Regions from separate parts of the Mus musculus genome. Here region 2 is linked to region 1. A link is a loop called in an ENCODE intact Hi-C map of the cell type or tissue named here. Cell type or tissue: heart. All regions are shown on one strand.

The links. Hi-C counts contacts between places; a loop is a spot of excess contacts. Peaks named below come from ENCODE experiments on the same cell type or tissue, not always from the same donor. Only the 100,000 strongest peaks of a DNase experiment are listed, where the experiment ranks them.
Region 2: a loop joins it to region 1, with 9 times the contacts of the local background. A loop is called at or near these places in 5 of 42 quality-filtered maps.

The regions. Positions count from the first base shown.
Region 1 is chr8:91,068,594-91,071,093 of GRCm38, reverse strand. It overlaps Rbl2 (RB transcriptional corepressor like 2), which reads right to left and starts at 1,037. Exons shown (of 22, transcript NM_011250.4): 1 at 688-1,037. The coding sequence starts at 918. In heart, no CTCF peak of the experiment used is centred here; DNase peaks (open chromatin) are centred at 373 and 1,043; H3K4me3 peaks cover 2,058 bases; H3K27ac peaks cover 1,609 bases.
Region 2 is chr8:91,133,199-91,135,698 of GRCm38, reverse strand. Aktip (thymoma viral proto-oncogene 1 interacting protein) reads left to right here and starts at 1,672. Exons shown (of 10, transcript NM_001302266.1): 1 at 1,672-1,799. In heart, a CTCF peak has its summit at 1,307; DNase peaks (open chromatin) are centred at 848 and 1,498; H3K4me3 peaks cover 1,566 bases; H3K27ac peaks cover 1,366 bases.

The DNA of each region.
Region 1 (2,500 bases):
CTCACACAACATAACTGAGTTTCACTGTGGTTAAAAACTTGTCCAGAGTCACTCAGACACAGGTCTAAAGCTGCCATGTTTCTTTTTTTTGTGAGTGTAACAAATGGAGAGAGGGGAATTCGATGTGTGTCGATTTTTAAAAAAATAGAAATAAACCGACTCAGAAGAATGGCACAAGTACATCCATATCATAGTTAAATAACACCTTGCTTAGCCTTCGGGTCGGGGGCCTCTTTGCTCTGCTACTTCGATAAGCTTCCATATATAAAATCAAAGGGTCATACGCACAGGCAGCTGAAAAACAATCCGGACTTCCGTGTCACTTCCCATTGGCCCATACAGGGGAGGTGCCTGCAGAGTTGACAGGCACTAGCCCGAATAGCCATTTTCGTCAACTGCAAAGCCCCGTCCCAAGAACGGAACATAACAAGCCTACACCTGGATGACAGCCAAAAAGAGTGCCCAAGTTCAGCAACAAATGTTGTGTGTCTACACCCGCTTTTCATCTGCCCGGGGGGTGGGGGACAATAAATCCTAAGCCATTCTCACACGTAAGCAAGCCTGAAACTTAATGAGTTTCCTCTGACGGCCGCAAAGCCAGGGGGAGGCAATGGTGCGGGGCAAACGACCAAGTGATCCTAGGGCCACCCCGAGTCCCCGATCTCCACGGAGGATCTGAGCACGCACCTCCAGCGTGTAGCTCTCGCTCATGCTGCGGTAGCTGCTCCAGGCCTCGGCGCGCGCCGCCTCGTCCATGTTGAGGCGGCTGCACAGCTCCTCGAACCGCTGCTGGATCTGATGGCTCGGGGACCCCGCGGGCTGCGCGCGATCCGCGGCGTCGCCATCCTCCTCCTCTTCCTCCGAGCTGGCTGCAGCAGCTGGAGGAGGCGGTGGCGACTGGTTGCCTCCAGATGCCATGGCGCACCCCGAGGCCGCGGCTCTTCAGATGCGCTCAGGGCCCGGGCCCGCAGCCATTCAAACCGCGAAGCGCCGGCCCGTCAGCAGCCTGTCCTGCTACTGTGCCGCCCCCAAAGTTCCTCAGTCCCATGCGGGCACCCGTAGGTCTGAGCACGGCCTGCTGGGAAATGTAGTCTCGGCCGGGATCTCAGGGAGACCAAAAGTCATGGAAGAAGAAAGCAAAAAACGAGCTGTGCATCATTTAGGGGTGAATGGACACGTCCTCTACCGTTTTAAAAAGCATCTCTCAATAGTGAGACCATTCAGAAGGCTCGTTTGAAGAGAAAAAGACCAAGAAATATCGACAGGATTTAGTATATAAGCCCTTTACACACATCCTCACCTAGAGGTCCTCAGATAGTAAAGCTAAAAGGTCCAAAGTAAAGATAATAGTTTGCCTGCCCTTTCTAGTCTCTGTTGCTGAGATAAACACGGACTGTAACCAACTCGGAGAGGAAAGGGCTTATTTCATTTTAGTCTTTACAGTTCATCATTGACGGAGGTTAAAGCAGGACGCTGCTTACTGACTTAGCTCCCCGTTGCTTTATCAGCTACTTTCTTAATACAACGCCACCCCCGCGGCCGCCACCTCCCTAGGCAAGACCCACAGGTCAATCCAACAGAGAGGATTCCTCAAGTGACACTCCTATGTCAACGCTATCAATGGCAAAGGTATATTGAGCTAAGAATTGATCTCACTTCACCAAACAAAAACAAAATAAAAAACCCTCAACCCTCAACCCTCAATCACACAAATAATCATGAATGTGTTTTCAAGAATAACTTAAAATGTATATTAGCTATCACATAACTGCTCCTAGATACGGCTAAAGTTTCTTACAGATAAAAGGAAGAGCGTAGAGCAGGGACATCTGAGTGAGTCCAGAGTGGACATGACCCTGAGCCACCTGAGGGAGGAGAGTGCGGGGAGGGGGCGCGGGAGGTGAAGGGAGAGAGGGGAGAGAGGGGAACCAGGTGCAGCAGCTAGAAGGCCCAAAGGTACACCGAGCTAGAAACTAAAATGTCTGGATTATATAGGAAAGCACAGCCCACCCCTTGAGCTGGAGAGTTTTGGGTAGGGGGCTGGCTATGGTAACAGGTAGAGGTTGAGGGCTACCAGGAGAACAGAGCAGCCAGGTCCTCTTTGATATGTTAAATAGGCACCTCAGCCTTTTGTCCCCGGGCTTGAAACTTTCCTATATTTATGATTTGAGGTGTTAAAGCTACCGAATCTCTAACTAAGCTTAGATATGAAGGGAATTTCAAAGAATTTGCTCACGGAAAAGAAACTTTTAAGGCACATTGCATGGGCTTAAGTGGTGAAGAGAATCTAGTGGAGATAAACACATTGATTGAAAAGGGCTGGGGAGATTCTCAGTGGCAAAAAAAAAATCCCTCACCTGAGATCAACCTGTATAACTCACATGTGTTGCGGGAGCAGGTGTTAAAAGCCAGGAATGGAGGGTTGGCTTGTAATCTCAGCAGCGGGGGGTGGGGTGGGGGGGGCGTGGAGGTGTGTGGGGAGGTGGAGGGGTGGGGGGGG
Region 2 (2,500 bases), 65 kb before region 1:
CAGGTCAAAGTGAGAGCGACACGCAAGAACTAGGTGGGAGCGGGCTACACGCCGCCATGGGAGAGGGCCTCCAACTTCGGTGCTAGAGACCTTTGTGACACCGGTTCCCTGGTTCTCAAGCCCCTGACAGATCTGTGGAGGGGCTGACTAGAGGCAAGCTCCCCTGACGCCCTGCCTCTTGAATGACAAAAAAGGAAAGGAAGCGACTGCTGTTAGGTATGGTGAAGGACAAAGTTTATGGCAGATAAAAGGGGGTGCAGAGACAGAGGCAGAGACATCTGGGAGAGTGAACATCCCCAGACTGAGCTGCGCCACCTGAGGAGATGTGGAAACAGAGAGCTAGAAGGGGAGCTGCCAACCAAGAGAGGCAGCTTGGTCTAAGAGACTGGCTAAGAGAGTAAGGGGTAAACTGAAAGGAGCAGGTAACCAAAATGGCTGAGTTACATGGGGAAGGGCTTCTAGGGAGAAAGGCAGCATGTTTCCCGGGCGGGGAAAAATTAGAGTAGGGGCCAGACATATCTTGTAACAAGTAGGGACTAAGGGATGCAGGCCACAGTAGAAACAGAGACTGTAGGCTGCAAGTCTGGCCATTTAAGATTTACACAGCCAAATATTGCCAGATTTCTTCCTTCCTTCCTTCCTTCCTTCCTTCCTTCCTTCCTTCCTTCCTTCCTTCCTTCTTTTTTTTTTTTTTTGGGGGGGGGGGTTCAAGACAGGGTTTTTCTGTGTAGCCCTGGCTGTCCTGGAACTCTGTAGACCAGGCTGGCCTAGAACTCGGAAATCTGCCTACCACTGCCTACCAAGTGCTGGGATTAAAGGCGTGCGCGCCACCACTGCCCGGCGCCAGAATTATTTCTTAAGTACATCAGTGTTGTTCGATAATAGTCGTTACAGAGGGTCATCTTGGCCACTGGGCAGAATTATGCTTTTCTCCAGAGAAACGGGGCTTTATGTCAGGCCAGAACTTCAGGATGCTTGTATCCGTTAGAGACACGTTCTTTGATACGCTAATGTGTTTAATGGCTGGTTGTAAATCAGGGTTGTCTTTTTTTTGGTTATGGGAATGGAACCTAATGCACATCAATCCCCGGGAAGAAACATTTACAGAATTCTTTCTAACAAGCCTGATAACTTTGGATTTATTGTAAAGGTAGCACTACCTCAGCTAAATTCTACTCTGTGTCACTTATTGTCTCCTAAGCAAGTTGATTAATAAATCCCATCACTCCCACCAGGGAGCTGCAGACCTCCCTCTCCAGCCAGTGGCTCAGAGTCCAGGCCTGGATACCGGCTGACGCTTGGCGGAGCCAAGAGCTAGCAGCAATCACTGCCGGAGACTGGCTATAGTGGCTGCCGCATAAACCTCTGGGTGGGTATCCATGGTGACTGACACACGCCACGTCCAATGGCGGCCTGGTGCCTGTTTGTTTCTCGTCCCAGCCTCCCCAGGGATTGAAGCTTCTTTGACTGACAGCTCGTCCCTGGGCGCTGTTACGTAAGGGGGAGGTACGAGCGCGGCCCCACCCGAGCGGCGCTAACTTGATTGGCAGGACGGAGCTCCAAGCCCCAACACCTCCCGGAAGTACGTTTTTGATGGACGGCGAGAGAGAGCCATTCGGCATGGGTATCCGAGCGGAAGCGCCCAGTCTAGGGCGTGTCCAGGGCGTGTCCCGCTGAGGGCAGGGCGGGGCGGGGCTCTGCGGGAGAGGAGCGGCAGGGGCCGGGCTGCAGGACAGCCGGAGATGCTGTTGGCCCGCGGTGGCGCTCGGCCCCCAGCGCTCCGCACCGAGGGCATCCAGGTAAGCGTCTCACCTCTGGGCTGGTGGCTACCGAGTCGTCAGGACAGAGGGTTTGTGTCCGCGGCCCGGCGTTCGGTTCCCTGGGGTGCGCTAGGGACCGGGGCGACGGCGGCCGCGCGGGGACACGGGGGCGGGGCCGCACCTGTGCGCTGCAGGCACCTGCTGCACCCGAGGAAGAGGGCGGCAGGGTTGGTGGCGCTCTGCTCCGCTTGGTCTGCCCCTCCTGCGCTGGGTCCCGTCTGTCTGGCGAGGGGCTGACATGAAGCCCCAGGCTCTCGGCCTCGGCTGCAGACTAGCGGGCCCAGCCAGCCTCCAACTCGCTTCCAGGCTAGGGCCGGGCACCAGCCTTACATCACCTCGGGACAGGTTTGTCCAGATTCTCTACGTGCTCCGAAATGGGATTGTGCCCCGGGCCAGGGTGCCCGGCCCAGCTAGCTGCCCAGCCAGCCGGGCTGTCGGAGGCCCGGGCTGTTTACTTTTCCTCGGTCCTGTCTGGTGGCCTCTTAATGTGGAATTTCGTAAACCCTTTTTGGGGTGATAACATTAGTTAGCTCTGTGTCACAGAAGAACGATGGTAGCTAGGTCTCATTGGCCCTCTGCGGTATACTCACTGTCGCATAGGTGAAGATGCAGACTTCGCTCAGCTGTGTAAATGCATGCAATCATTTTTTTTTTTTAAGAGTCAGAGGAGCAGGAAGTCT